Linked DNA regions of Homo sapiens: region 1 is linked to region 2. A link is a loop called in an ENCODE intact Hi-C map of the cell type or tissue named here. Cell type or tissue: GM12878. All regions are shown on one strand. Each heading gives the region's core, and the rest is flanking DNA. Links, peaks and the distances in the headings are about the cores only.

Region 1 (16,648 bases), core at 4,110-12,109, 1.5 Mb before region 2:
CATGTTTTGTTATTATCAGGCATTTTGATTCCACATGTGTTTTAAACCCCACTATCATCATTATTGTTTAAGACAGTCTATTGTAATTTAAAATTGTCCACATTTTTTTTTCGTTTTCATTGATCTTTATTGCAGCCTGCATTTCTGTAATTCCTTTTGAGTTCCTCTTTCCTCTTGCCGAAGAAACCTCCCTTCCTCTTTTTCTCCCTTTTCTAAGTGCAGTTCTGCAAGGGTTGAAATCCTCTCTATTTTTATTTGACTAGAAAGGTCTTCATTTTACTTTCATTTTGGAAGGCTGTTTTCTCAGGTGATAGATGCTAGAGTGGCAAGCATTTTCTCTCTGCACTTTAAAGATGTCATTCTTTTGTCTTTTAGCTTCCATTGTTTCTCTGGGGAAGTCTTCTGTCTGCCTAATTTTTGCTCCTACGGTGTAATGGATCTTTGGATCAGGCAGCTTTTAAAATTTCCTTTACTGTTTGGTAGTTTTATTATGATGTGTCTAGGTGTGGTTTTCTTTATATTGAGCCTGTTTATTAGAATATAGGATTTCTTGAATCTCTCAAAAGTCTTAGAAAATTATCAAACATTTTCTCTTCCAAGACTGCTTCTTTCTCATTCTCATATCTCCTTCTGTTACCAGGGGTCTTTGCTCCCAGAGCTCCCAAGATGGTGGCGGGCCATGGCAGTGGCGGCAGGCCACGTCCAAGATGGTGGCAAGCCTCGTGTTCTCTGACCTGGGGTTCTTGGCCTCACGGATTCCAAGGAATGGAATCTTGGGCCATGCGGTGAGTGTCATAGCTCTATTAGAAGCCTTGGGTCATTGAAGAGAACCGTGGAACCTAGTGACTAGTGTTCAGCTGGATTAGGACGAACCTGGGCACTTAGCCGGGCAGGAATAATGGCAAGCCTTTAGCCTATTCGGGAGCGGCAATGGGCGCCTCGCTGGATCAGGAGCGCAGCAGACACCCTGCCGGATCCGGAGGGGTGGAAGTCAGCAGTGGGTCTGCGACGGAGGCAATCAGCAGCAGTGGATGGTGAGCAAAAGCTCAGCTCCAGCCGTAACAAACACGGACCAGAATAGTGTATAGTTGAAAGATTCAATAGAGTGAAAACAGAGCTTCCATAAAATGGGAGGGGACCCAAAGTGGGTAGCTGTTGCTGGCTGGAATGCCTAGGTTTATATCCTGATCAGAGCCTGTGCTCCCAGGCGATAGATGATTGGCTATTTCTTTACCTCCTGTTTTTGCCTAATTAGCATTTTAGTGAGCTCTCTTTACTATCGGATTCATTGGGTATGAGCTAAGTTGCAAGCCCCGGGTTTAAAGGTGGATGCAGCCACCTTCCCGGCTAGGCTTAGGGTTTCTTAGCATAGAAAATCCAGCTAGCCCTGTCTTTCACTTCCGGTATTGCAATTATAAATATATTAGACGTTTTCCCTGTATTTTGTCTCCTGCTTTTTTTATATTCTACATTCTTTCTCCATCCCTGATTTAGCTTGGATATTTACGACTGACCCAACTTTTAGTGAAGTAATCTTCAGCAATGTCAACCATCTGTTAAATACACTTATTGAGATCTTAATACCATTTATATAATTCTCATTTAATTATTTTAAAAAATAGATTCTAGTTCTTGGTAAAATTCTCCATCTTATTGTTTTCCTGAACATGGTCAAACTGATGTTTGATAATACCGATATCTAATTCACCTGTGGGTCTGTTTCTCTTTTCTTTCTGCTTTGTCCTATTTTTTTATTCCTAGTAAATTTTAATTGCTTGCTAGACACATTGCATATGGAAAATTGGAGAGGCTCTGAATGATGTTATCTTCTTCCAGAGAGAATTTACCCTATCCTCTGGCAGGCTGCTAGATGAGGGACACTTCACTTCAGTACAATTAGGAAGTAAGCAAACCTCACGTTACTCCTGATTTTGCCCTACTCCTAGAGGTTTCCTTCAGATGAGATCTTGGGATGCCTAATAGGGTCTATCCTGGACACTGATTTTGGTTTCCCTGGGACTAAGAGACTGCTAAAAACTCCACTTTGATTTTCAGATGGTATTAACCTGGTTTTTAAGCCATTCATTCAGTCATCAAATGCCTTGCAGGGTAAACCACCTCCACTTCTTTGCATGTCCCCTCTTTCAGAGCCTGGCCTACACAAGTCCTGGATGCACTGGAAGCCACAAACTTGCATTTTTTTCCTTCCTAGTTCCAGAAGGTTGCTGAAAGCTCAGCTGGCTCCTCTATCTCTTAGATGCCACCCTTTGCCTGGCTTCTGACCCATGACAAAACATGCCAAAAAACTACATACATTCTGAGGTGAATGTTGGGGTCACATCAGCAAACTCCCTTCTTCCTGGGGTCTTGGCCCCTTGAATCCTAATTTTCTTGGTTATTCTCTGATGTTTTCAAGCAGATAAATATTTTTAGTACAACATTTCTTGATCCTTGGTTTTGCTACAAGCTACTTCATAGAAGGAAAACGAAAAGCAAAGGAGTACCTAGAAGTTTCCAAAATTAAGTATCAGGAGTGTGTGTCAGATTGTGAAAAGCAAGCATTTCTATAAATGTTTCTGGAAAACACAAATTTTAAGCAGGATTTTAAAGAAAAGTAGACTACTAAGCGCAAGCCATAGGAGTCTTCAGTAAAGGAAAGCATATATGCACACAAGTAGATGCTTGTCATTCATTTTTCCAAGAAATGTTTATCCAGATTTTGCTGTATGTCATCCACTGGGATAGATGCTACCTAATACACAATAAACATTTTGGAGCTTACAGGTCATGGGGTAATACAGAAGTAATCAGGAAATGACAATATATTGTAATAAACTAAGACAAGGATCTGTTTGGTTGAAGCAATGGGGCTAGGTAGAGAAAAATACAAAAAATGAGAAGGTTAATAAAGTATTAGTGAGAGCAAGATAGCAAGAAATGCAGCTGGGTGGTGGGAAGAAATAGGTGATAGACGATTATGCCCGGAGGATGGCTTGGATTTGTAAGGCAGGATTTGTAAGGCAGGCAGTACAGTTGCATTCCAGGTTGAGTAGGGAAGTGTATCATAGCATCATTGTCTTTAAGAAAGGCTATTCCTGATGTAAAATTTTTGGATAGACTGGCAACCAAACTAGAGAACCTAGGGGTGAAGCCCCTTTGATGTTCAGAGTACAACAAAGGCATATCCTGTATCAGCACTTCCCCTACCTAGATTTGTGTGAATACTTTGGGTCCTATTCTATTTTAAAATGATGCTAGAAGGTCCAGAAGTGATTAGGTCTCTGGCCCCACTAGAGCTAAAAATTGTGACCTTCTTAGTCCTTTGCTTCTCTTTCTCTTCTACTCTCTACTTCATATTCCTTTCCCTTTTCTCTGTCCTCACTTCTTCCCTCTTTCTTCCTCATTCCTCTTTTATTTTTTTCTTTTTTCTTGCTTTATTACTCTCATTAGAAGCATCATCATTTGAGTAGTTTGAAAACCTCTAAGAAAAAATATTCCGGGAACCTTTTTATCACTCCTGGATCTTTACGAACAGCACAGGCATGGGTTAGTTCCAGCCCTCAGGATTTACTGTCTTTCGCACTCCATTTTCTTGCTTGGCTAAAAGAACAGCTATTTTTGTGGTGCAGGTTTACCCTGTCTCCCTTTTTCTGTATCCCTAGAGAGAAAGTCTGATAACCGAGGCCAGACTGCGATCCCTTCCGAGGACTGACTGCAGCCAAGTTTTGAGAATGTGTCCTCCTGGGTCTGTGTCAGCAGCTCACTCAGCTCTGCTGGGAAGAGCATGCCAGGGTCACTCACTGTGCATTAACCTCAGTGGCTTGCTCGCTCCATCTCTCGTCAGCTGTTTCTTTTCCGTGAAAAGCACACACAGTTCAGATAATTAAACACTTGTGGGGCATTTTACATTTCATGAATCAATCAGCAGTGAATTATTTTTGAATGTGCTCATGCAATGTACTCCAAGTCTCTTAGCTATATTTTGCAAATGAACAGGAGTGGATTTATCATGAAGCAAATGAGGCTTAAGTTGGCCTCTTACGTACAGGGGCCCATTTCAAGGCCCCAGGAGAATCCCTGGTGATTTCATATTTGTAATTTATATTTTTTCTTAATGATACTCTTCCTTCATCCCCAACACCACTTTTACAAGCTTGAGATCCCACAGTAACTGAATCTACCCCTGGGAAAACTAAGACTCTCTTTCTTGTTACCAGGCTAGGTCTTATCACCATGTGCATCAGATATTGCTTTGCCTTTATCACTGATTTCAGATGGACAACTTTTGCTTTGTGGGCAGTTTGTTTCTCATATATAGGCCAGCTCACTTTTTCTAAAGATCTGTCTTCAGAGTGATGGTGACAAAAATGTGCCTTCTGAACCCAAACTACAAGGAGCTTAATTGATCAAGGGGCCAGCAGCTGAACTCTGAAAATCCATCGCCTTATTTGTACCAAGGCAGTGCTTCCCAGGAGCTGGCTGCTCATGCAGCAGGAATACTAAGGCAGAGCTAGTCTGGGGAGATGTAGGATTCTTCTGACGGCTGGTTTTGACATAAGGACTCCCTGACAGTATTGCTGAAAACTCCTTAAACTTCCTGGCAGTTTAGTAGATGCTTCTACTTAATTTTCCTTCCCTTTCTCCTTCACTTGGGGTCAGACTTGTATAATGGTCTGATGGCTTTCCCTGGTTTGTCCCCATTTTCTGTCACACAGGCATTTCCCTTAATAAAATTCTTATACTCTGAATCCTGTCTTAGTGTCTGCTTTAGAAAATGCAAACTAACACAATGAGTTAATAGGAAAAAATAGGACTGGATGTTAGAATGCATTAATCAAGTCCCACTGAATTTTCAGGGATCTTAGTAAATTAAAATTTGAAAATTAAAATACCCATTGTCATGACCTCCCCATCTTTCACTTTTGCCCACACTTGAAATTTCCTTTTTTTGCATCTAACTAAATCTTGTTTATAATGTGAATCCCAGCTCCAGTCCATCTCTTCCATAGAACCTTGATTTTCTCTCTTCTGAGTTCTTATGGTCCTGGCCCTATGAACTTAAACATCATGGTAATTCTTGATTAAAGGGTCAGTCAAATAGTCAATCTTCAAAATCCCCTAAGGGCTAGCTCAGGCTAACAACTTCTATATGCCCTTCTTCTGTAAAGCTTATAGACTAGTATTTTAAAAATTATGTTCCAGTAATAGCAATAGACTATGTATATTTTAGAAGAGAAAGGGTCCATGGTCAAATAAATTTGGAGGAAATACCCACCACGTATATGGCCATTTCTCAGAGACTTAACTGCACGCCAGTGCACTAAAGACTTGGAAACAAACTATGGGAATGGTTTCAACTAACTCCGAGTTCCCCAAACCTATTTGATATTGCAAACCTTTTTCCATAAAATTACTATTAACAACCACATGGATTTATTTTTTAACAACACAATTTGAAAATATGTGTTGATATTTCTGAAGATATTTCTTTCAGAGGTGCATTTGTATTAAGTCACTCTCTGGATATATTGAATAGGGGTAAGGAGGAGGCAAGTCAATTGGCAACATTGGCAGGTGGGGGAGCTTCTGGACCTCAGCCATGAGATCAAAATGAAAGAGGGCAGGGTAGACTAACGCCAGGTGTGCAAAGCAGGAGCTGGGAAAGCAGGTCCAAGAATGGCCTGAGCTTATTCTTACCAGTCAATGTTTAAAGGGGACAGTGACAGGTTATTTTTCTTTCTTTACAGGAATCACATAATTAGCACCCGTAGGGAATACCCTTCAAAGATGACCCAAGAGCTTCTGGTCAACTGCTTTCCTTTGCAGGCTTTCTTACCATTTATACAGTTTCCTTTCCAGCTAGATTACAAGCCAAGATTAGGGAAAACGTCTTACCATTCTTTAATTTACCTCGGTATTTAGTATTCCTTCATTCTTCCAATAAATCATTATTATGCCACTACTGTGTGCCAGACAATGTTCTTGGTGATAGAGATGCAGCAGTGAACCAAACCCAACAAGGTTCCTGTCCTCATGGAACTTACATTCTTATTGGGTAAACAGATAATAAACCCAATAAGCTGAAATACAACAAATATTAGTGGCAAGTGCTATGAAGAAAATAAAGTGGGATAAAGGATTAAAGAGCACACCAGAGACAGAGTAGATACCGAATAAATATTGACGGATTATGTAGGACTTTTGAATTGCCTCAGTGATTTTCTGCAGCCCTCAAAGAGAATTTAACAGGAGGAAAGTGCCATTGTGGCTTGCATAGGTGTGATCATTTTTTAAATGGTGACAAAACCTCAAAAGTGGGCAATAACATTGATGTCTTGTTTCTGCTATTCATCAGCAGGCAAACGTTCTATCTGCAACTGTCAGAACTACATATTTAGCACAGTTCCTCTTACTATTAGCGTCTTCAACATGCTGCTACCTTCCCCACATCTTCCTACCCATTACCCCCTTGTAATTACTGCAATCATTTCAGATTAAGATGTTAAAGTCCAAAATGTTTGTGAAAAAAATTGGCAAGCTGTCACCTCCAAATACCCAGCTGAGTTGCCAAATGAATAATAATGCAAAAATGCTTGCTGGAAAAATAATAAATAAAAGCTTTTTGTTGTATAATAAATCCTTTTCTATAAACCACCCCTGAGGAAACTGGCTCTAGGCTAGTTTCCTAGTAACATTTTCCTCCAAGTAAGCAGGCCATTTTATTTCATTCTTTTCTACACTTTATTTTTTTCCAAGAGCTGCTGTATGGTCCTACCCCATTGTTCTTCATGAAATATGAATGCCACAGGAGTGTATGGGGAGAGATGCCAGCTACATGGCTGTGGATAGGAGCCACTAGTGACTAGAGTAAGTGATTAGTTCAGAAAGTGGCAGCTGAAAAGGAAGTGTGCATTGTGGGAAAACAGAGTTATTTTATTAACCATTAGCCAAAAGAGAAGACTTAAAAAAATAAAAAACCCCGAGAGGCTGGATTTAAGGGCATCCATCTTGCCCATTGCAGAGCAGCTCTGTTCATGAAAAAGGGGAAGAACAACACAAACCACTTGGGCTGGATTTGGATATTCATGGAAGGCTCCATTATGCTTGGGGCAGACCGTGGGCAAAACTGTACCCAAGAGCTCATTGTCACATTTGAGGAATTGGCGAGGCATGACAGATAATTAGGCAATAACTAACACTCTGCATATACTACGTTGTCTATGTATATAGGATTGCCACATATGTTGTCATCTCATTTGATTCATCAAATAATCCTAGGAAACAGGATTATTTTGCCTACCTTAAAGATGACGCCATTGAAGTTTAGAGATGTTAAGTAATTTTTCTAAGGTTACATAGCCAGCAAGTGGCAGAGCTAGAATTCAAATCCAGGTCTCTCTGACTCCCTAGGTGGGGCTTTAGCCACTCTTCGAAGTTTCCTACTCTTCTTTCCCAGACTCAGAGAAGGAGGCAGAATCTGGCAATAGACAATGCACATCCTCCTCCTCCCCAGCTGCCCCACGCTCCTACACGAGGCAAGCATTGTGAGCCATCAAGGCCACTGACACTAGGTGAGGCCAAAGAGGCCTGGGTGAACTGCTCATCACCTATGGGGCATGTTCACCTGCAGCCACAGTACTGGTATGCTCAAAGACACAAAAGGCCCCAAAGATCCAGGAAAGTTTAGCATCGAAGAAAAGTAGATGTTAGAAAAATCCATGGAAAGCCAGGTTAAAAATTCTACTAAGGAGGATCGTTGACGGTTAGTGGAGTGCTAGAGTCAAGTATGGGAAGAAAAGAGGATGGTAGGAACCCGTCCTAAAGAATGTTTAATAATAGTTTATTGGAAAAGTAACTTTGGCATGGGACCAATAATTGAGGTTTAAAAGCATAGTGTACAAAAACAAAACAAAACATAGTGCACATGAGAACGGAGACATGCTGGTAGAAAACAGGAAGTTCAGGCTTCTGAAATGAGACATCAGAACTGGTGAATTGTGTGTAAGTCAGGCTGGCAGCCAAAGAAACAGCCCGGGAAGGTTGTCGGGGGAGGGGGGAGATACTTAAGCTCCACCTTCCTCTCACCTGATTGGGCCTTGAGTGGCTGGGGGTGGGACTAAATTGGCAGATGGGCATCAGCCTGGGTGTGTGGAAACCAACCCGAATATGATTTGAGGCAGATTCTCTCCCTCCTTCTTTCCCCCAGGTAGGCTATGTGCTCTAGTTTCCAGAGCCTCCACCTCTGTGCCATGCCCAAATCTTTCCTTCTACTGTGAGTCCTAAAAACTCCCCAGGTCTAATGCTAGTAGAAATCCTACTTCTTCACTGCAAGAATTTTTTTTTTTTTTTTTTTTTTTTTTTTTTTTTTTTTTTTTTTTTTTTTGAGACGGAGTCTCCCTCTGTCACCCAGGCTGGAGTGCGGTGGCGCGATCTCGGCTCCCTGCAAGCTCCGCCTCCCGGGTTCACGCCATTCTCCTGCCTCAGCCTCCTGAGTAGCTGGGACTACAGGCGCCCGCCACCACGCCCGGCTAATTTTTTTTTTTGTATATTTAATAGAGACGGGGTTTCACCGTGTTAGCCAGGATGGTCTCGATCTCCTGACCTTGTGATCCACCCGCCTCGGCCTCCCCAGGTGCTGGGATTACAGGCGTGAGCCACCGCGCCCGGCCTGCAAGAACTTCTCTCTACGTTAGCAAGAAACAAACACTTGAGAACTAAGTTACACTGCTGGAGGAACGATGAACGTCTCCTTACTGCCAATTACGTTAACCTTCCCAATGACTTGTTTTCACTTTTTAAATAGAAGCTTGTTAAATTAAAAGAATGCTTTGCTAATAGTGGGATTATAGGAGAGAAGTTTTTTTGAGATTGTGGTGATGGGGCAGGAGCTGTGATGTAGATGGGGTCCCTTAAAACTATTTGTTCTTCTTGTTCAGATTTTGATTCAGCTCATGTCTGTCAAGCCTTTAATAAGCACCAAGTCCCAAGCTACTTGTCATCCTCCCCACCATGATCAAGGTCTAGAGGATAGAGGTGGTTTCTTGAAAGTGAGAAAATGTTTATTTCATATTGTTTTCAACAAGACTAAATTGGAAAAAAAACCCTCAACATCCTTTTAGTGATTTCTACAGTGCTGGGAATTACTGGCTTTTTAAGTCCTTGTTCTCTACTGTAGAAGCTGCCTACTCATTCCAATTGCCTGATGTTTGCTAATTAAGCATCGTTAAAGGAAGAAATTAACTCATTTGTTAAATGCCACCTAAGTTTCTCTGTATATTCAGAAAAAGCATTAAACCCAATCCTGAGATGGTAATTTCAACCTAATTCAAACTCTTGCTTGCTTTAGGGATCAAAATAGTTATGCTGCAGGTTTACTAATATCAACAGTGGCACTGACGACAATAACGAATGATGACCCTGACAATGATCATGATGCTGAACGCTGTTTGTTACTTTTTAAATCCTTTGTTTCAAAAACTACCAAAAATTCTCCACATTTTTAGAAATCTTGTATTGAAGCATCGTCATTAGTATAATTTCTGATCAAGTAAATCCATTGCTGAGATGTTTATGCAGTATTCTCTGTGCAGAAAATAATACATGAATATAGGTAAGAATCTGATACAGATATTCAGGATGAGACACTTTTTAATTGAGAAAAATAATTGGACAGATTTTCATTCATTGCACATCTGTTTTCAAATCTATTTACTGTATTTGTCATCTCCCTTTCTCCTTTCATCTCCTTCTTCTCTCCATTGTCCTGCTTTTTTTTCTTTGGTTCTCCTCTCATCTTTCACTCTCCTTTTCAGCAAACAAATCAGGGAAAGAAACAGCTTCCTAGATAATGAATGGTATTTTAAATCTGGTTTGTTTTCAGGGACTCTAGTCCTGACTTAATGTATCAAACGAAGCTCCAGGATTTAATCAAGAAAGGAGGCCATCAGGAAAAAGAAAATCAACTCTGAAGCTTAGCTGAAAATAATTTGCATTTTGGGAGCTGTGCGTTAGGGATGTTTGGTCCAAGCTCTTTCATGGGGAGATAAAATGAAAATGATGTGCTTTATTACTTTGAAAGTCATACCCTTCTAATAACAGGGAGAATAGGAAGCTTTTCTGATTTATTCTGCTGAACCATCACTATCTGGAGTCATTTGCACTCATGGACCATTGGGAGAACATTAATTGACCAAAAAGAGGCTGCTGTTATTGTCGAGGCAGCATTGTGTATCCTTCTGAAATGGCTGATCCTGACCTGGGCTCTTGACTTTGCCCCCTCAGACTCTAGCTTTTATGGGACTGGATGGATCTACTGCCAGAGGTCAAGTAGTGCCAGACTGAAAAGCTTTATCAATTCCAGAACCTCACCGAGTACCTCCTACTAGGAAATTTGAATGTGAACACCTTGGTAACATCTCAACCACGCACTTGGGAGCTTTTGCCTATAATTCAAAGCAAACCGAAAAAGAAATTATTCCCACCATGTTGCAAAAATTGAAATGGAAAAAGAACTGTTGATTCTAATTCCTCAACCCAGGACTTCAGATGCCAATAATGATTGCAAAGAATAAACACCCACTGAGTGCATCTCAGAAACCGAATTGTTTTCTTGTTATTTAACATTTACAGTAGTAAGAGTGTGTTGGCACTGCTGGGCTCCTGTCAAGAGCCATTCCTGAAGTCCTCAGTGTTCCCACAGTGATGGCTGCACGTGTGAAAGGTTAGGAATCCAGGAATACTAACATGGAAAGTAAATTGTTCCTCCCGTTTCTTTTCTGTGCTGCCCTAGAAAGATCTTACACCTCTTGTCCTTTAAGGTAATAGCACTAGTTCCCATTCTTTTGGGTTCCATGTATATTAGGGCATCCACATCTACTGTTAAAAAAAAAGGAAGAAGGATTTTGAGGAAGAGCTTAAAGGAAAGGGGGTATTCAAAGAAGAAAATGCTTCAGGGCAATTGGGGGTTTCCTTCAGAGCAAAAGGGAGATTAGAGGAGAGGTGGGAGAGAGATAGAGAAGGATTTACCTGATGAATAACCCAGAACTTGGAAGTGATTCTGGGTAGGTCTCTCAAAACAGGAGAAAATTATTATATTTAAAAAGTGGGTGGCCCTTGAAGAAGAATCATTTGAAAATTCAGAAGCTACCTGGGTGCTGAATCATTGCTCTTCTCACTTCATTTTTGCAAGAATGAATAATTACACATTCGCCCCATTGCCTGTGCCGGGGAATGATGTAGTGAAGGACTTCATTTTGTTATATGCAGGACTGACCCTGGCTGTGCACTGGGGCATCTGCTGGCTCCTTCAAATTTATTCCTTATGCATATGACCCACCCTTTCCACACCCAACTTTGCTGACTATGCATAAAGCCAAAAAAGGAAGGGGCCCTAGTTACCTGAGGTCTGTGTACGTATGGGAGAGTGAGGGGTAGAAGGAAACTTGGCCTCATCTCTATCTGGGGGCTGCTGAATGCTTATCACACCCACAAGGGAGGGTCAGTAGCTAATGACCCCCATGTTAAAAATGAAAAAACTGAAACCCTAGATTGTTAGCCCGTGACTTGCTTTACCTTTGCCTTCTGTTCAGGAGGGATTTAATTCTGCTTAAAGTAAATGGCAACCACATAACCTGCCATGTTTTTGGACCCCTTGGTCACCTAATTTTCCCATTAGGCTTCAGCCCTGTTGGCACAATGAGGCTGGACGCTGAGAAGCCACAAGGGCCGGTGAGAGAGAATGGGAACCACAGTGAAATGTGCATTTTTGGGGAGACTCGATGGAGTGACCCAGAGCCAGCTTATTGCATCTTAGAAAGTTATAGGACAGAAAATTTATATCTTGTAGTTTAGTTTGAAAGTGGGGGAACAGACTATAAACTAGGAAAACAACGAAGTGCTTTTGAAAAAATATTTGCTGAACATCTTAAGGCATAGGTTTCTGAGCGTAGGGTCAGTGTTTTTATTTCTTCCCAGATACTCTGCCTTTAAATACAGATCTAGCGTCTGCTGTATGCCGTCTGAGACAAAGGTTAATTTCCAATGCTTGAATTATCCACACCACTTTCGGCCCTTATCCTGTAGGTGGAATTTGTGAAACATCCAAATAGTCACTGTCAGGCCTCTGAGCCCAAGCTAAGCCATCATATCCCCCGTGACCTGCACATATACATCCAGACGGCTTGAAGTAACTGAAGAATCACAAAAGAAGTGAAATTTAAATGGCCTGTTCCTGCCTTAACTGATGACATTACCTTGTGAAATTCCGTTTCCTGGCTCATCCTGGCTCAAAAATCTCCCCCACTGAGCACCTTGTGACCCCTACTCCTGCCCGCCAGAGAACAACCCCCCTTTGACTGTAATTTTCCTTTGCTTACCCAAATCTTATAAAACGGCCCCACTCCTATCTCCCTTCACTCTCTTTTCGGACTCAGCCCGCCTGCACCCAGGTGATTAAAAGCTTCATTGCTCACACAAAGCCTGTTTGGTGGTCTCTTCACACGGACGCGAGTGAAGTTTCGTGCCGTGACTCGGATCAGGGGACCTCCCTTGGGAGATCAATCCCCTGTCCTCCTGCTTTTTGCTCCATGAGAAAGATCCACCTACGACCTCGGGTCCTCAGACCGACCAGCCCAAGGAACATCTCAGCAATTTTAAATCGGGTAAGCGGGCTTTTACTCTCTTCTCCAACCTCTCTTACTATCCCTCAACCTCTTTCTCCTTTCAATCTTGGCGCCACACTTCAATCTCACCCTTCTCTTAATTTCAGTTCCTTTCCTTTTCTGGTAGAGACAAAGGAGATGTGTTTTATCCCTGAACCCAAAACTCCGGCGCTGGTCACAGACTTGGGAAGACAGTCTTCCTTGGTGTTTAATTACGCTGGGATGCCTGCCTGATTATTCACCCGCGCTTCAGGGGTGTCTGACCACATGGGGACACCTGCCTTGTCCCTTCACCCTTAGTGCCAACTACCGCTTTTCTGCGGGGCAAGAACCCCTCGACCCCTTCTCTCCGTCTCTACCCCTTTTCCACTTTTCTGGAGGGCAAGAAACCCCCAACCCCTTCTCTCCTGTCTCTACCCCTTTTCTGCTTTTCTGGAGGGCAAGAACCCCCCGACCCCTTCTCTCTGTGTCTCTACCCCTTCTCCACTTTCCTGCGGGGCAAGCACTCCCCACCCCTTCTCTCCGCGTCTCTACTCTCTCTTTTCTCTGGGCTTGCCTCCTTCACTATGGGCAGGCTTCCACCCTCCATTCCTCCTTCTCCCTTAGCCTGTGTTCTCAAGAACTTAAAACCTCTTCAACTCACACCTGACCTAAACCCAAACGCCTTATTTTCTTCTGCAATGCCGCTTGACAAACTCGACAGTGGTTCCAAATAGCCAGAAAATGGCACTTTCAATTTTTCCATCCTACAAGATCTAAATAATTCTTGTCCTAAAATAGGCAAACAGTCTGAGGTGCCTGACGTCCAGACATTCTTTTACACATTGTCCCCTCCCTAGTCTCTGTTCCCAGTGCGACTCGTCCCAAATCCTCCTCCCTTCCCTCTCACCTGTCCCCTCAGTCCCAACCCCAGGCGTCGCTGAGTCTTTCTAATCTTCCTTTTCTACAGACCCATCTGACCTCTCCCCTCCTCCCCAGGCTGCTCCTCGCCAGGCCGAGCTAGGTCCCAATTCTTCCTCAGCCTCCGCTCCTCCACCCTGTAATCCGTTCATCACCTCCCCTCCTCACACCCGGTCTGGGTTACAGTTTCGTTCCTTGACTGGCCCTCCCCCACCTGCCCAGCAATTTCCTCTTAAAAACATGGCTGGAGCTAAAGGCATAGTCAAGGTTAAAGCTCCTTTTTCTTTATCCGACCTCTCCCAAATCAGTTAGCATTTAGGCTCTTTTTCATCAAATATAAAAATCCAGCCCAGTTCATGACTTGTTTGGCAGCAACCCTGAGACGCTTTACAGCCCTAGACCCTAAAAGGTCAAAAGGCCGTCTTATTCTCAATATACATTTTATTACCCAATCCGCTCTCGACTTTAAATAAAGCTCCAAAAATTAAATTCCGGCTCTCAAACCCCACAACAGGACTTAATTAACCTCGCTTTCAAGATGTACAATAATAGAAAAAAGTTGCAATTCCTTGCCTCCACTGTGAGACAAACCCCAGCCACATCTCCAGCACACAAGAACTTCCAAACGCCTAAACCGCAGTGGCCAGGCGTTCCTCCAGGCCCGCCGCCCCCAGGAGCTTGCTACAAGTGCCAGAAATCTGGCCACCAGGCCAAGGAATGCCCGCAGCCCGGGATTCCACCTAAGCCGCATCCCATCTGTGTGGGACCCCACTGAAAACTGGACTGTTCAACTCACCTGGCAGCCACTCCCAGAGCCCCTGGAACTCCAGCCCAAGGCTCTCTGACTCCTTCTCAGATCTTCTCGGCTTAGCGGCTGAAGACTGACACTGCCTGATGGCCTCGGAAGCCCCCCTAAACCATCACGGACGCCGAGCTTTGGCTAACTCTCACAGTGGAAGGTAAGTCTATCCCCTTCTTAATCAATGCGGAGGCTACCCACGCCACATTACCTTCTTTTCAAGGGCCTGTTTCCCTCGCCTCCGTAACTGTTGTGGGTATTGACGGCCAGGCTTCTAAACCTCTTAAAACTCCCCAACTCTGGTGCTTAGACAATGATCTTTTAAGCACTCCTTTTTAGTTATCCCCACCTGCCCAGTTCCCTTATTAGGCCGACACACTTTAACTAAATTATCTGCTTCCCTGACTATTCCTGGGCTACAGCCACACCTCACTGCCGCCTTTTCCCCCAGTTCAAAGCCTCCTTCACATCCTCCCCTTGTATCTCCCCACCTTAACCCACAAGTATAAGACACCTCTACTCCCTCCTTAGCGACCGATCATGCACCCCTTACCATCCCATTAAAACGTAATCACCTTTACCCTGCTCAGTGCCAATATCCCATCCCACAGCATGCTTTGAAAGGATTAAAGCCTGTTATCACTCGCCTGCTACAGCATGGCCTTTTAAAGCCTATAACCTCCCCTTACAATTCCCCCATTTTACCTGTCCTAAAACCAGACGAGGCTTACAGGTTAGTTCAGGATCTGCACTTTATCAACCAGATTGTTTTGCCTATCCACCCCATGGTGCCAAACCCATATACTCTCCTATCCTCAATACCTCCCTCCACAATCCATTATTCTGTTCTGGATCTCAAACATGCTTTCTTTACTATTCCTTTGCACCCTTCATCCCAGCCTCTCTTCGCTTTTCACTTGGACTGACCCTGACACCCATCAGGCTCAGCAAATTACCTGGGCCGTACTGCCGCAAGGCTTCACAGACAGCCCCCATTACTTCAGTCAAGCCCAAATTTCTTCCTCATCTGTTACCTATCTCGGCATAATTCTCATAAAAACACACGTGCTCTCCCTGCCGATGGTGTCCACTGATCTCTCAAACCCCAGCACCTTCTACAAAACAACAACTCCTTTCTTCCTAGGCATGGTTAGATACTTTCAACTTTAGATACCTGGTTTTGCCATCCTAACAAAACTATTATATAAACTCACAAAAGGAAACCTAGCTGACCCCATAGATCCTAAATCCTGTCCCCACTCCTCTTTCCGTTCCTTGAAGACAGCTTTAGAGACTGCCGCCACCCTAGCTCTCCCTGACTCATCCCACCCCTTTTCATTACACACAGCTGAAGTGCAGGGCTGTGCAGTCGGAATTCTTACACAAGAACTGGGACCGCGCCCTGTAGCCTTTTTATCCAAACAACTTGACCTTACTGTTTTAGCCTAGCCCTCTACTCTGCGTGCAGTGGCCGCCACCGCCCTAATACTTTTAGAGCCCTTAAAATCACAAACTATGCTCAACTCACTCTCTACAGTTCTCATAACTTCCAAAATCTATTTTCTTCCTCACACCTGACACATATACTTTCTGCTCCCCGGCTCCTTCAGCTGTACTCACTCTTTGTTAAGTCTCCCATAATTACCATTGTTCCTGGCCCGGACTTCAATCCGGCCTCCCACATTATTCCTGATACCACACCTGACCCCCGTGACTGTATCTCTCTGATCCACCTGACATTCACTCCATTTCCCCATATTTCCTTCTTTCCTGTTCCTCACCCTAATCACACTTGGTTTATTGATGGCAGTTGCACCAGGCCTAATCGCCACACATCAGCAAAGGCAGGCTGTGCTATAGGACAAGCCACTAGCCCGCCTCTTAGAACCTCTCATTTCCTTTCCATCGTGGAAATCTATCCTCAAGGAAATAACTTCTCAGTGTTCCATCTGCTATTCTACTGCTCCTCAGGGATTATTCAGGCCCCCTCCCTTCCCTACACATCAAGCTCAGGGATTTGCCCCCACCCAGGACCAGCAAATGGGCTTTACTCAACATGCCCGGAGTCAGGAAACTAAAATACCTCTTGGTCTAGGTAGACACTTTCACTGGATAGGTAAAGGCCTTTCCCACAGGGTCTAAGAAGGCCACCACTGTCATTTCTTCCCTTCTGTCAGACATAATTCCTCGGTTTGGCCTTCCCACCTCTATACAGTCCTATAAGGGACCGGCCTTTATTAGTCAAATCACCCAAGCAGTTTCTCAGGCTCTTAGTATTCAGTGAACTAAT
Region 2 (16,648 bases), core at 5,582-13,581:
ATGCAGGCGGGACATGCCAATGCTAGGTTCCACATGATGCCCTACGTGGGGCCAAGACCTATGTGCATTACTCACTTTTTGTTGTTGTTGTTGTTATTATTGTTTTTGCTTATTTTCTGCTTTCTGGTATAAAGATGTGGAAAATGTCAAAAATGTCTGCAGATATCCCTATGGGTAACAATGATAAGAAAAAGAGGAAGTGTTTATGTTTACCTACAGCACAGAAAGCCAAGTTGCTGGAGAAAATATGCAGCAGTGTAAGCCTGAAACATCTTACAGAAGAGTATAGTTTTGGAATGACCACTATATATGACCTGAAGAACAGAAGAATAAACTGTTGAAGTTCTGTGCTGAAAGTGATGTATGGAGGTTAGTGAAAAACAGATAAATACTGCATAAAGCTGAAACTGAAGATCTTGGTCCTATATTAAAATAATGGATCAGTGTCACAATGAACGTATACCATTTAATAGTATGTTGATTATGAAATAAGCATAGATCTATCACAATGAACTGAAAATTGAAGGGAACGGTGACTATTCAACAGGCTGGTTGCAGAAATTTAAGAAAAGACGTAGCATTAAATCTGTAAAGACTTGTGATAAAGCAACTGCTGATCACAAAGTGGACAAATTCATTGATGGGTTTGCCAAGATTATCACTGATGTAAATGATGCCAGAACAAGTATATGATGTGAATGAAACATCACTCTGTTGTTGTAACTGCCCCAAAAAGACATAGACTATATCTGATGAGACAGCCCCGACGTGAACTAATGATACCAAAGATAGAATGACTGTGCTGGAGTGTGCTAATGCAACAGGCACACCGAAGTGTAAACTTGCTGTGTCGGGCGAAAACTTAGATCCTCCCTGTTTTCAAAGAGTGAATTTCATACCAGTTCATTATTGTATTATGCTAACAAAAAGGCATATACTTCCAAGAACATCTTTTCTGTTTGGTTTCACAGACATTTTGTACCAGTGGCTCATGTTCACTGCAGGGAAGCCAGACTAGATGACAACTGCAAGCTTTTATTATTACTGGACAACCATTCTGTTCATCCTTCAGCTGAAATTCTCATCAAAATAATGTTAATGCCATGTACTTTCACTCAAATGTGATTTCATTAATTCAGCCATGTGACCAAGTTCTCTTAGATCAATGAAGTAAATATAAAAACACTTTCCTCAACGGTAGGCTAACAGCAGTGAACAGAGAAACATGAGTGTGAAAGGTTTTCAAAAGGAGTTTGACGTGAAGGATGCTTTATATGCTGTTGTCAATGCCTGGAACACAGTGATTAAAGACACAGTTGGACATGCCTGGCACAAATTCTGGCCTGGAACCATATTCAGTGATGATGACCAAGATGGTAACTTTGAAGGATTTCATATGTCAAGTGAGAAAAAAAATGATGTATGACTTCCTTGCATACGCAAAAAAATATACCTTCAGATTTCATCGGTAAACTGGGAGAAGCAAATATTGAGGAAGTGTTTCATATCAACAATGAAGCTACAGTTGTTCATTGACCAATGGTGAAAGAGCTGAAATGATTCTGAATCAAGGAGATCGTGGTAAATAGTGATGATAAAGTCTACATTGTCATCAGAAAAAGTGCCTGTAGATGACATGGTGAAAATGTGTGATGGGGCTTTTGAAGGACTAGGGCAGAATGCATTCATAACAAAACAAGAAATCGTGTCAGTGTATAAAATCTAAGAAAAGACTTCTAAGATAAAGCCTTGTTAATGAGGCAGATGACTTTGGAGGAAATAGTTTAAAAAAACCATTCACTGGAATGCCTTCTCATCCCTAGGTATTTATTTCCTGATCCCTCAACTGTTTCTGATGTTTTTTTCTCACCTGAAAAAATAAAATACAATGTACAATAACCTTTTATTCAAAACACACCATCATAGGTGGAGACTGAAAGCCTGTCATTGTTGTTAGCATTGTTTAACAGCTCATACAGGTATTTTGGTGATGCTACTAGGCTGCTTAGTTACCCTGAACACATTATTTTTTCACTGTATTAATGGCATGTCTTACTTTTTGCTGTTAAGTACTTATGTGTGAAAAAGTATGAAAAATGATCGCTTATTGGTAGCATATCAATTGAGAGTCAGCCATGATGGTGATGTGAGATAGTGACACTATGATTTCCGCTGGTCCAATATACACAAGCTTTGTTATATGCACAAAATTATTTAAGATATTGTATAAAACTTCCTTCAGGTTATGTATATAAGGAGTATGTGAAACATAAATGAATTTTGTGTTCAAATTTGGATCTAATTTCCAAGCTATCTCGTTATGTATATGCAAATATTCCAAAATCTGAAAAGAATCTGAAATCTAAAACACTTCTGGTTCCAAACATTTCAGATAAAGAATACTCAACCTGTATCAGTTTTGATGGTGATGATCAGATGGTTTGTTTCTGAGTTTTTTATTATTACAAAAATATTGCTCTGAGTATTCTTTGTCTCTTGGTCATATGTGAAAGAGTTTCTCTAGGATATAAAATGAGTAGAATTGCTGGGTAATGTTGTGTGTGCATATTTAATTTTACTAGGCACTGCCAGTTGTACCTATTTACACTGCTACCAGAAAAGTATAAGTGTTCTGGTTGCTTCATATTTGCACCAACATGATATTACACTTGATCCTCTGTATGCATGGGTTCTGCATTTGTGGATTCAACCAACCATGGATTCAGAAAAAATAACAATATAGTAATAAAAATAATACAAAGTAAAAACAATATAACAACTATTTACATAGCATTTACATTGTATTAGATATTATAAATAATCTACAGATGATTTAAAGTATACAGGAAAGGATGGGTGCAGTGACTCACGTCTGTAATCCTAGCACTTTGGGAGGCTGAGGTGGGTGAATCACCTGAGGTCAGGAGTTCGAGAGCAGCCTGGCCAACATGGCGAAACCCCATCTCCATTGTGGTAGTACACACCTGTGGTCCCAGCTACTCAGGAGGCTGAGGCAGGAGAATTGCTTGAACCTGGGAGGCAGAGGTTGCAGTGAGCTGAGGTAGCGCCACTGCACTCCAGCCCGGTGACAGAGCAGGATTCCATCTCAAAAAATAAAATAAAATAAAATACAAACGTATACAAGAGGATGTGCATAGTTTATACACAAATACTATGCCAGTTTATAGAAGGAACTTGAGCATCCTCATATTTTGGTATCTGTGGTGGGTCCTGGAACCAGTTTCTTGCAGATACTAAGGGATAACTGTAGTACACATACATTTTTTTAAATCAATCTAACATCTGTGAAATGTTATCTCATTTTGATTTAAATTTGCATTTCCTTAAAATACAATGAGGCTGAGCATCTTTTCATAAATGTATTGCCCATTCAAGTTTTCTTTTCTCATAAGTGCTTATTCAAGACTTTTGCCCATTTTTGGGCAAACGAGTTATTTCCTTTCTTAGTGATTTATGGTTTTTCATAAATTCTGAATACTATCATTTTGTTAGTTTTAATGCTGCAAATAATTTCTTCTTGTTTGTAGTTTGTCTTTTTGCTCTCTTTAGGAGCCTGGAAATATACGTAATATTAAATTGAATGAAGTCAGATTTATCTTCTTTATGGTTTGCACTATTTCATTTTAAGAAACTCTTAAATATCTTAGTGTCACAAAGACACTCCCCTTTATCTAAGGATTTGCCCTTCACATTTAAATCTGGCTGAGATTTATTTATTTTTAATGTGTGGAGTGAGATAGGGATCCAATTTTAATTATTTCCATGTGTATAACCAATTGTCTCAGCATATTTTATTGAATTCCATTTTTTCCTCCACTGATCTGATTTGTTACAAACGTTTTCACATATGTGTGGGTCTGTTTTTTGGCTTTTTGTTCAATTCCATTGGTTACTCGCCTGTGATGATGTCACATTATGTTGTAATATTCTTCATATTTGTGAGGGTCAGTAATCACTTTTCCAAACAACTTCTCCTTTCTCTCTTCTTTCTCTCTGTCTTCTTCTCATCTTCCTATTCCTTCTACTTTTTCTTTCCCTTCTGCTTCAAAGTTCTATTTTTTTCTTTTGCCAAGTTAAGCCCTCTTCCCTTACCTACACGTATAAAGACTTGTTGGTATTTTAAAATTCAGATTGTATTAAATATATAGATCAATTTAGTAATAACAGGCAGCTTTATGATTTTGAGTGCTCCAATCCATAAATGTAGTATTTATTTCCATTCATTTAGATCATATTAAATCAATTAATAAAATTAGTATTTTTCTTCATTAAAATCTTTTCCATATTCAGTTAGATTTATTTTTAGGCACTTAAAGTTTTTTAAACATATCATTGCAAACAATCTTTTATAAAATTACATTTTCTAACTAATCATGCCAGTTAGTACAAATGCAACAAATTTATTTACATTGATTTTGAATCCAAGAACACTGATAAACTTACTAATTTTAAAATTTTCTAAGTATGTTCTTTTAGGTTTTCTAGGAATATTCTAATGTCATCTGAAAATAATGAAGTCGATTTATGCTTTTCTAAGCTGAACCCTATGCCTTAAAAAAACAACCACCACAACAATTCAGCATCAGAGGGTAGAGTTAATCATGCTCTTCTGTTCATAGCATGCTACTATCATTGGTCTCACAAAGCCCTTCTCTTATTTATTGACTTATTTATTCCCTTTATCTTTATCCCATACTCTACTGCTACTTGCCTTTTCCCTATAGATACCATTTAAAAAAAAAAATTTTTTTTTGAGGCAAAGTCTCGCTCTGTCGCCCAGGCTGGAGTGCGGTGGCGCCATCTCGGCTCACTGCAAGCTCCGCCTCCCGGGTTCACGCCATTCTCCTGCCTCAGCCTCCCGAGTACCTGGGACTACAGGCGCCCGCCACCACGCCCGGCTAATTTTTTGTATTTTCAGTAGAGACGGGGTTTCACCGTGTTAGCCAGGATGGTCTCGATCTCCTGACCTCGTGATCCGCCCGCCTCAACCTCCCAAAGTGCTGGGATTACAGGCGTGAGCCACAGCGCCCAGCCCTTAAAATATTTTTAAAATGTATATATATTTTCAATATGTGCATGAGTTTTATATGTATGTAAATGTTATTGTGTTTTGCAGCTTATTCTTTCTTTCTTTTCTAATTTTTTTAGTCAGAGCCGTTTTTTAAGGTTTATCAATATTGCTACATGCATATTTAAATCTTGCAGATTTTCACCTTCATTAAATTGCCCCTAGTAGACATTGCTGTTGTCACTCATCTAGTTTTCCATTTCTTCCAGGATATGGGAGAATTCTATTTTCCTGCCTCTTGAAGTTAAGCATAACCTTGTTAATTTCCTTAGCCAATATAAGTAAGTGAAAGTACGGGTGTCATTTCCAGATGAAAGCATGTAAAAGCCCGGGTGCAATTTCCACACTCTTTCCTCAGTCATGGCAGTTGTGAAAAAAAAGTGTTAATGTAAAGGTTTCATAATACTAAAGCGGCCTTGAAATGCCAAGCCAATTTGGCATCATAAAGGTTTATTTTTGTAAAATTCTTCCGTATAAACTCAAAAAGAATTCTATGGATTTTATGTTTGTGTGTTGTATAATTCTTTACATATCTTTGATAAATCTACATATGTTTCTTTACTTGATCTATAAATTTCAGTTTCTGAAAGTGGTGTGTTAAAATTGGTAACTTACATTACTTATCTCTCTTTGGTTTTGTTAGTTGTTACTTGGTATGTTTTGAGTCTGTATAATTAGGTGTGTATATGTTTATAATCAATATATCTTTTTATTACTTCCTTTTATTGTATATGAGATCTTTTTAGTTTTTTTAAGACATATTTTTCTTAAATCTGATCAAATATTAGGATTGTTACTGCAGCCTTTCTGTGGCTAATATTTTCTTGTTATATATTTACATCTCTTTAAGTCTTTTTGTATTTTTGTTTTCAGTGAGCTCTTCTAGTAACATATATTTGAAGCCTCTTTTATGAATCCAACTTGAGAATCTGTCTTTTAAATGGTGAGTTTAATACATTTATATTTATTATTATTATTGTTATATTAGAACATATTTTTGTCATCTTTCTTAATATTTTCCAGCCATTATACTTACTTTGGCTTTTTCTCTTTAATTCTTCCTCCTTTCCTTTATTACTTTAGAAGTGCTATGCCATTATCCCATTATCTTCTTGCATTCAGTGTTGCTGTTGAGAAGTCTGATGTTATTCTGATGTTTATTCTCCTGTGGTTGAGCTGTTTTTTCTAAAAGTATTAGTAATTGTTCTTGCTTTTCATGTCTTTAAATTTTACTATATTTAGGTGTCAATTTTTCCTAATCTCTTACATTTGGCAGTGTATGGGTTATTTTCATCTGTGTCATTTGTATTCAATTCTGAGAAATATAACTTCATTTTTTTCTTCAAATATTTTTCTTCATTTTTATTTTCCTCTCCTTCTAGAGTTTCTAGCTTCTGGGTGTTGGCATCTTTACTTATACTATCCATTTCTTTTAGCTTTTCTTTCATATTTTCTTTCTTTTATTCTTTTTATCATCTTTTATGAAACCTCAATATGGTCTTATATTTTATTAATTCATTTTTAGCTGCATCTATCCTACTGTATTCTTTTTTCCAACCATTCTATTTGTTATAGCTAATATTTCCACTTGATTATTTTCATTATTATTTTGGTTATTGTTTCATATTGGTAATATTTTTTCTCATTTCCTTAAATATCTTAGCAGGCTTTACTGAAAGCTTTGTCCTCTATTCTAATATGTCTGCTTTGAATTATATATGTTGCAGTCTGTGGTATTATACAGGAGTCTGGTTATTTTAGTTTGCGAGCTCATGACCCATTCAGTGGTCATGAACTCTGTCAGGTAGTATGTACTTAAAAAGGTCTATTCACAGTCCTTGTCTTTTGTCAGTGCTGGAAACTTTAAGAAAGAGAGTAGGCTTAGTTCCAAGGTACATTGTCACAGAAACAACCATAGCACCACTGCTGACTATTAATATTTCTTTGCCACTCTACCAGGAAACTATCCACAGGGTTTTGACTTTAGACCATTAGGCCGAAACAGTATTTGGAGAAAGTAGTTATCTCCTAAGTCTGTACTAAAAAGTTTTGGGGATATTGAGGTGAAAGTGAACAGAGAAATGAAAGTTTAGGGAGGCTGGTCTCTTCATACCAGTTTTCATCAATACCTCATCTTAAAAGGACTTTTCTATTACTCTCATACTCCCTAGCATTGGTGTACTGGGTTGTGTCAGCTGATTTCTAAGTGAAAAGGCAGCCAATGTAGGCTCTAAGGCAATTCAAGGGAGAGGCAAGAATGCAACCGGAAATCTTAATTGTCTTCTTACTATCTCTGGTCATCCTTTCTCAGGGCTTTAGTCACCTTCCTCCCACATCGTTCCACACTCCACCTCTCACTCTAGTTTAACACTGACTTCAACATCCTCAGGAGTTTCTCAATATTATTCCAGATTTTGTTGCTGCTTCTGTAACCCAAATTTTCCTTTCACTTTTATGGTTCCCATGGATTTGATTTTGAAGAGGGAAGCAGCAGCCTGTAGTCATTCACCATCATCACAGGAATAGAAGCCTTTAGTTCTTTTTCCTGACCTTACTGTGCTGAACAGAATCTCCAGCACAATATCAACTGCATTGATAGTGGGTACTCTTCTTGTTCCCACTGTGATAGAGGATGCTAAGACATTGCTCCAGTTCATTATGAAAACGTTTTCTAAAGTTATTTTGGATTTTCAGAAAGAACTATTAAGGATTAGAGGGACAATGTTGTCTCTGATTTAACTCAAGAACTTGGGAGATCACAGAGATAAACTTCTGAAGGGCATCAGATCTTCCCAGAAATCAAGTGCGGAAGTTCAGCGGAATGCTGTTGGACACAGTAGGCACAATGGATGAAAATTAGAAAGGTCAGTGAAGAATGTTTGTTAAATTCTTGATATGTTAATAAGTACTTCTTTGTTTAAGGTGGTGCTGAGGTAGTTATATGGTTAAGAAGTGTTTAGTAAAGTTTTTCTACTTTAAGTTCTGGGGTACATGTGCAGAACGTGCAGGTTTGTTACATATGTGCCATGGTGGTTTGCTGCACCCATCAACCCATCATCTAGGTTTTAAGCCCTGCATGCATTAGGTATTTGTCTTAATGCTCTCCCTCCCCATAAAGGATTTTTTAATTGGAAGTTTTAGATAGCGGAAAGTACACACAAATGGCAATCTGTTGCTCCTACTTTTGACACCCAAAGTATTTTAAGCTCCTTCTTTCAGTGCTCCGCAGAATAATGATTCTTCAGAAAGAAGGCAGCTTCTAGACAGAATACAAGTCACACAAGGTGCTCAGGTTAGGGAGAGAGGGTGAGCTGTGGCACTGTGCAGACAGTCTTTTGTGGAAACCACAAAAGATAAAGACCCAAGTCTGAATTACTGACAGTCTGAACTCAGAGTAAATGCTGCAGCAAAAATTCATGATAATAAGGGCCCAGAAGTGGGTGTCCATGATGATAGCTCAATCAAGGCAGGTTTTGCTAAGAGTCCTGTTGGCTAAGGTTCACTATTTATTCACTATTGGTATGTGACAATCCTGTAACTATTGGGCTCCCTTTGACTGTTAGAGTCATGATTCTAGCTCTCATAGTGGCCCAGCTCATTAGGCTGCTGTGAACACCTTTTGAATCATATGCCAGGTTCACCTACTTCTTGCCCCCTCATTCATTGTGGGGATTCTTGTTAACAAATATACCAAATGTTGGAGGTTATTGATCAGAACAGGGATGAGTACCTGAACCAAGATGGATGCCTCAGAACCTCCTGTTTGTCGATTTGACATCCAGATTGATAGGATATGTATCCATATTTATGTCTATGTCTGTATCTACATCTACATCTGCCTATTTATCCATACATATAGAGAGACTGGCTGACTTACTCTCTTTTCCCTCCTCAAGATGGTGAAGTATAAACCCGGGAATGTGAGACAGGCATCACTTGTAGTTACATGAATCAGAAAATAAAAGGAGGCAGGTCTGCAAAGGTAGGAGAAAAGAACAATCAGGTCAAAATGAGTAGAGACGAAAGATGAAGAGAGAGGGAGCTGGATTAACATTTCAGTTCCATTCTGATGTCTCATTGCATTTGTACCCTGTGTTTTTCAAGATCTTTCCCTTCTCAACTGAAGCAAATGCAGATTTATTTTTGTTATTTGTAAACAAAACAGTTTTTGGCTTCCAGTCTGGTGGTATAGAATTTCTCTTCCACTCTCTGATATCTTGGCATTATCCCTCAGTACCCTGCTCTATGCACCAGTCCTGAGGTTGAAGCCCAGGGGAAGCAATACTAAGAGATGAAGCCTTGGCATTGCTCTGTGCAGCTGCAGCCTTCTTGAGTGAAGCTTCCCCTGCCCATGTGACCATTGTGGTTCTCATGCCTCAGGATGGCATCCCCATTGACTTTAGAGCCTACTGGAACCTCTCTCAAACCACAAAGAAAGTATTCTTGTCATAAGTCACTTCCTGGATCCATCTTCTTGGTGAATCATTAATAGTGCCAACTGCCAGGTGGACTAGCCCAGGCTGCAAACTTTTCAATGAACACAGCTGGGTTGAGGAGGAAAATGGCCCAAGAGGAAAACATATCATGGATCCTGGAGAAAATTCTGGAATATGAAGCCAAGGGACATCACACATGCATGTCAGAACTGTATAGATCAACCGATTCAACTCCTTGATTTTAAAAGTGGTGGAGGGGAATCAATATTTATTAATGGCCAGCTTTGTGATAGACACATGAATCCCCCAAGAAGTTTGTAACGCAGGTATGATTCCTGTTGAAAAGATGAAGAAACTGAGGTTCAGAGTGGTCAAGTAATTTGCTTATGTGGTAGAGATGGAGTGGATTCTGAAGGCTCCTCACTTCAGAGCACAAGCTCTAGTCAGAATTGACTTGGCTTAGTCACCAAATTAGAGCCTGGTTTCTAGATTCCCAGATCAGTACTCTTTACATCTTGCCATACTGCCCCTGTCATGATACAGCTTGTATGCCTGGAGCAGCACTGATCCTAGGCCAGTTGGCCAGAACTCAGCCAGGCATCTTGGTATCTACTGCAAAGGGTAAAATGGATCAAGAGCCCAGGATTTCCCATAGTAGCTTTGCCTCCACTGAGGGCTGTAAGTAGGTGTGCCCAATAATAGTTCAGCACAGCCAGGTCAAGTTTTAATAAGGGCTAAGGTCCTAGAACAGGCAGGGGCAAAGGAAGTAATCACAGAGGAAAAACAAGAGCCCAGGCTTCTTTTCCTGGTTGTCTCATTTGTTAGCTCTTCCCCTGAATAAGCCACTACCTTAGCATCTCAGTTACTGTGCAGTATCAAAGGAGGCACCTGGACTGGATAGCATTTGGTGACTGAGCTCTGAATTTCCATGGTAGTCATTTTCACTCACGTCCGTGTGAAGAGACCACCAAACAGGCTTTGTGTGAGCAATAAAGCTGTTTATTTCACCTGGGTGCAGGCGGGCTGAGTCCAAAAAGAGAGTCAGTGAAGGGAGATAGGGGTGGGGCTGTTTTATAGGATTTGGGTAGGTAAAGGAAAAAGGGGGGTTGGTTTCTGGCGGGCAGGAGTAGCAGTCACAAGGTGCTCAGTAGGGGAGCTTTTGAGCCAGGATGAGCCAGGAGAAGGAATTTCACAAGATAATGTCATCAGTTAAGGCAGGAACAGGCCATTTTCACTTCTTTTGTGGTGGAATATCATCAGTTAAGGCAGGAACCAGCCATCTGGATGTGTACGTGCAGGTCACAGGGGATATGATGGCTTAGCTTGGGCTCAGAGGCCTGACATTCCTGTCTTCTTACATTAATAAGAAAAATAAAATGAAATAGTGGTAAAGTGTTCGGATGGTGAAAATTTTTTGGGGTATGGTATGGAGAGATAATGGGCGATGTTTCTCAGGGCTGCTTCGAGCGGGATTGGGGCAGCGTCGGAACCTAGAGTGGGAGAGATTAAGCTGAAGGAAGATTTTGTGGTAAGGGGTGATATTGTGGGGTTGTTAGAAGAAACATTTGTCATTTAGAATTGTTGGTGATGGTCTGGATACAGTTTTGTGTGAATTGAAAAATTAAACAGAATAAGGAGAAAAACAGGTATTAAAGGTCTAAGAATTGGGAGGACCTAGGACATCTAATTAGAGAGTGCCTAAGGAGGTTCAGCATAGCCTTGCCAGCAAAGATTATTTATTTACTTTAAGAGTTAAGCGTGGCGGTTTGGGGATAGCACCAGGAGATATCAGCTGTGATGGCTTGGAGAAACAGTGTAAACTGGCAGTGTAAACAAGAGCAGGGCATGTGTGAGTAGTTGAGAACGGTGAATAGGAGCATGACTAGACAGAAGATAGTAGGGATGACAAGTTTTTGGGGGCACAGTCCAAGTTAGTCTGGTGTCTGGAATGAGACTGGGGCCTAATGAAAAGGAGCGTCTATACAGGAGCTCAAATGGGCTGTACCTTGTAGCATTCTGAGGACAGGCCTGAATTCTGAGAAGGGAAAGTGGTAGAAGTATTGTCCAGTCCTTTTTAAGTTGGTGGCTGAGCTTGGTGAGGTGTGTTTTTACAAGGCCATTAGTCTGTTCTACCTTTCCTGAAGACTGAGGACTGTAAGGGATATAAAGGTTTCACTGAATATAAGAGCCTGAAAAAATGCTTGGCTGATTTGACTAATAAAGGCCGGTCTGCTATTGGACTGTATAGATGTGGGAAGGCCAAACAAAGGAATTATGTCTGACAGAAGGGAAGAAATGACCATGATGGCCTTCTTAGACCCTGTGGGAAAGGCCTCTACCTACCTAGTGAAAGTGTCTACCTAGACCAAGAGGTATTTTAGTTTCCTGACTCGGGGCATGTTGAGTAAAGCTAATTTGCCAGTCCTGGGCAGGGGCAAATCCCTGAGCTTGATGTGTAGGGAAGGGAGGGGGCCTGAATAATCCCTGAGAAGTAGTAGAATAGCAAATTTGCCAGTCCTGGGTGGGGGCAAATCCCTGAGCTTGATGTGTAGGGAAGGGAGGGAGCCTGAATAATCCCTGAGGAGCAGTAGAATAGCAGTTGGAACACTGAGAAGTTATTTCCTTGAGGATATATTTCCACGATGGAAAGGAAATGAGAGGTTCTAAGAGGCGGGCTAGTGGCTTGTACTATAGCACAGCCTGCCTTTGCTGGTGTGTGGCGATTACGCCTGGTGGAACTGCCGTCTATAAACCAAGTGTGATCAGGGTGAGAAGCAGGGAAGAAGGAAATGTGGGGAAATAGGGTGAATGTCAGGTGGATCAGAGAGATGCAGTCATGAGGGTCAGGTGTGGTATCAGGAATAATGTGGGAGGCCGGATTGAAGTCCGGGCCAGGAACAATGGTAATTGTGGGAGACTCAACAAAGAGTGAGTACAGCTGAAGGAGCCGGGGAGCAGAAAGTATATGTGTCAGGTGTGAGGAAGAAAACAGATTTTGGAAATTATGAGAGCTGTAGAGAGTGAGTTGAGCATAGTTTGTGATTTTAAGGGCCTCTAAAAGTATTAGGGCGGCAGCAGCCGCTGCACAGAGACATGATGGCCAGCCTAAAACAGTAAGGTCAAGTTGTTTGGACAAAAAGGCTACAGGACGCGATCCCGGTCCTTGTGTAAGAATTCTGACTGCACAGCCCTGCACTTCAGCTGTGTGTAATGAAAAGGGGTGGGTGAGTCAGGGAGAGCTAGGGTGGGGGCAGTCTCTAAAGCTGTCTTCAAGGAATGGAAAGAGGAGTGGGGACAGGATTTAGGATCTATGGGGTCAGCTAGGTTTCCTTTTGTGAGTTTATATAATGGTTTTGTTAGGATGGCAAAACCAGGTATCCAAAGGCGAAAGTATCCAACCATGCCCAGGAAGGAAAGGAGTTGTTGTTTTGTAGAAGGGGTTGGGGTTTGAGAGATTAGTCGGGCACGATCGGCAGGGAGGGCTCTTGTGTTTTTATGAGAATTATGCTGAAATAGGTAACGGATAAGGAAGAAATTTGGGCTTGACTGAAGTAATGGGGGCTGTCTGTGAAGCTTTGCGGCAGTATGGCCCAGGTAATTTGCTAAGCCTGATGGGTGTCAGGGTCAGTCCAAGTGAAAGTGAAGAGAGGCTGGGATGAAGGGTGCAAAGGAATAGTAAAGAAAGCATGTTTGAGATCCAGAACAGGATAATGGGTTGTGGAGGGAGGTATTGAGGATAGGAGAGTATATGGGTTTGGCACCATGGGGTGGATAGGCAAAACAATTTGGCTGATAAGGCATAGATCCTGAACTAACTTGTAAGGCTTGTCTGGTTTTAGGACAGGTAAAATGGGGGCATTGTAAGGAGAGTTTATAGTCTTTAAGAGGCCATGCTGTAGCAGGCGAGTGATAACAGGCTTTAATCCTTTCAAAGCATGCTGTGGGATGGGATATTGGCACTGAACGGGGTAAGGGTGATTAGGTTTTAATGAGATGGTTAGGGGTGCAAGATCAGTCACCAAGGAGGGAGTAGAGGTATCTTATACTTGTGGGTTAAGGTGAGGGGATACAAGAGGAGGATGCAAAGGAGGCTTTGGATTGGGAAGAAGGGTGGCAATGAGATGCAGCTGTAGTCCAGGAATAGTCAGGGAAGCAGATAATTTAGTTAAAGTGTCTCGGCCTAATAAGGGAACTGGGCAGGTGGGGATAACTAAAAGGGAATGCTTAAAAGAGTATTGTCTAAGTTGGCACCAGAGTTGGGGAGTTTTAAGAGGTTTAGAAGCCTGGCCGTCAATACCCACAACAGTTATGGAGGCAAGGGAAACAGGCCCTTGAAAAGAAGGTAATGTGGCGTGGGTAGCCTCCGCATTGATTAAGAAGGGGACGGACTTACCCTCCACTGTGAGAGTTACCTAAAGCTCGGCGTCCGTGATGGTCTACGAGCAGCGTCAGTCTTCAGCCGCTAAGCCGAGAAGATCTGGGAAGGAGTCGGTCAGAGAGCCTTGGGCCAGAGTTCCAGGGGCTCTGGGAGTGGCTGCCAGGTGAGTTGAACACTCCGATTTCCAGTGGGGTCCCACAAAGATGGGACATGGCTTAGGAGGAATCCCGGGCTGCGGGCATTCCTTGGCCTGGTGGCCAGATTTCTGGCACTTGTAGCAAGCTTCTGGGGGAGGCAGTTCTGGAGGAACGCCTGGCCACTGCGGTTTAGGCATTTGGAAGTTCTTGTGTGCTGGAGATGTGGCTGGGGTTTGTCTCACAGTGGAGGCAAGGAATTGCAACTCAGAAATACTTTGCTACTTGGCTGTCTCTATTCTCTTATTGTACACCTTGAAGGGGAGATTAATTAAGTCCTGTTGTGGGGTTTGAGGGCCGGAATTTAATTTTTGGAGTTTTATTTAATGTCGGGAGCAGATTGGGTAATAAAATGTATATTGAGAATAAGACGGCCTTTTGACCTGCAATGATTGACGGCCTAGACCTAGGGTCTAGGGCTGTAAAGCGTCTCAGGGTTGCTGCCGAACAAGTCATGAACTGGGCTGGATTTTTATATTTGATGAAAAAGAGCCTAAACGCTATCTGATTTGGGATAAAGAAAAAGGAGCATTAACCTTGACTATGCCTTTAGCTCCAGCCACCTTATTAAAAGTAAATTGCTGGGCAGGTGGGGGAGGGCTAGTCACGGAATGAAACTGTAAGCCAGACCAGGTGTGAGGAGGGAGGTGATAAAAGGATTATAGGGTGGAGGAGCGGAGGCTGAGGAAGAATTGGGACCTAGCTCGGCCTGGCGAGGAGGGGAGAGGTCAGATGGGTCTGTAGAAAAGGAAGAGTAGAAAGACTCAGTGACGCTTGGGGTTGGGACTGAGGGGACAGGTGGGAGGGAAAGAAGGAACATTTGGGACGAGTCACATTGGGAACACAGACTAGGGAGGGACCAATGTGTAAAAGAATGCCTGGACATCAGGCATCTCAGACCGTTTGCCTATTTTACAACAAGAATTATTTAGATCTTGTAGGATGGAAAAATTGAAAGTGCCATTTTCCGGCTATTTGGAACTACTGTCGAGTTTGTATTGGGGTCAAGTGGCATTGCAGAGAAAATAAGACGCTTAGATTTTAGGTCAGGTGAGAGTTGAAGAGGTTTGAAGTTCTTAAGAACACAGGCTAAGGGAGAAGAAGGAGGAATGGAAGGTGGAAGCTTGCCCATAGTGAATGAGGCAAGCCCAGAGAAAAATGAGTAGAGACACGGAGAAGGGGTGGGGGCTTCTTGCCCTCCAGAAAAGCAGAGAAGGGGTCGGGGCTCAGAAATAAGGGGTTGGGGCACAGAGATAAGAGGTCGCGGTGTGGAAATAAGGGATCAGGGCACAAAGATAAGAGGTCGGGGCGTGGAAATAAGGGATTGGGGTGTAGAGATAAGAGATTGGGGTTCCTGCCCCTCCCCCAGAAAGGTGGGACTTGCCGCTAAGGGTGAAGGACCAAAGCAGGCGTCCCTGCGTGATCTGACACCTCTGAAACCTGGGGGAATAATCAGGTGTCCTTGCAATGATTAAACACCAAGGGAAGGCTGACTTCCCTAGTCCATGACCGGCGCTGGAGTTTTGGGTCCACGGATAAAACGTGTCTCCTTTGTCTCTGCCAGAAAATGAAAGGAATTGAAATTAAGAGAAGGGAGAGATTGAAGTGTGGCGCCAAGATTGACAGGAGAAGGAGGTCGAGGGATAGTGAGGGAGTTTGGAGAGGAGAGTAAAAAGAGGCCGCTTACCGGATTTGAAATTGGTGAGATGTTTCTTGGGCTGGTCGGTCTGAGGACCTGAGGTCGTAGGTGGATCTTTCTCACGGAGCAAAGAGCAGGAGGACAGGGGATTGATCTCCCAAGGGAGGTCCCCTGATCGGAGTCACGGCACCAAATTTCACTTGCTTCCGTGTGAAGAGACCATCAAACAGGCTTTGTGTGAGCAATAAAGCTGTTTATTTCACCTGGGTGCAGGCAGGCTGAGTCCAAAAAGAGAGTCAGTGAAGGGAGATAGGGGTGGGGCTGTTTTATAGGATTTGGGTAGGTAAAGGAAAAAGGGGGATTTTCTGGTGGGCAGGAGTGGGGGTCACAAGGTGCTCAGTAGGGGAGCTTTTGAGCCAGGATGAGCCAGGAGAAGGAATTTCACAAGATAATGTCATCAGTTAAGGCAGGAACAGGCCATTTTCACTTCTTTTGTGGTGGAATGTCATCAGTTAAGGCAGGAACCAGCCATCTGGATGTGTACGTGCAGGTCACAGGGGATATGATGGCTTAGCTTGGGCTCAGAGGCCTGACAGTCATGGGAGGCTGGGACACAGATGGGCCTCTTCCACCATGGGCCCTTGGCCTCACACATAAACCCTTTATGTGGACAGGCATTTGGCCTTTAAAAAATCTAGGCTGAAGAGAGTACCGGGTACATGCAGGGGGAAGAGAGATGATTTGGAGTTGATGATGAAAGACCTAGCTGTGTGGTTGGGCAATACAGCTATGCCCCCCACAGTACCCCAGGGAGACTGTTAGCTCAGTGTGCCTTAAAGATTTCCAGTAGGGGAAAGGGGGTCATTCCATAAAGCCACTCTTCAATATAATGGGTCATGGTATATTGTTGGG

What was found. Peaks named below come from ENCODE experiments on the same cell type or tissue, not always from the same donor. Only the 100,000 strongest peaks of a DNase experiment are listed, where the experiment ranks them.
Region 1: a loop joins it to region 2, with 11 times the contacts of the local background. A loop is called at or near these places in 3 of 110 quality-filtered maps.

Annotation. Positions count from the first base shown.
Region 1 is chr9:2,263,595-2,280,242 of GRCh38, forward strand. No RefSeq gene overlaps it. Among named protein-coding and RNA genes, the nearest start is that of SMARCA2, 260 kb to the left of the region's middle. In GM12878, for the core only: no CTCF peak of the experiment used is centred there; a DNase peak (open chromatin) is centred at 8,117.
Region 2 is chr9:3,800,435-3,817,082 of GRCh38, forward strand. LOC105375962 (a long non-coding RNA gene) reads left to right here. Exons shown (of 4, transcript XR_929442.3): 3 at 220-369; 4 at 972-2,176. Among named protein-coding and RNA genes, the nearest start is that of GLIS3-AS1, 90 kb to the right of the region's middle. In GM12878, for the core only: no CTCF peak of the experiment used is centred there; a DNase peak (open chromatin) is centred at 9,427.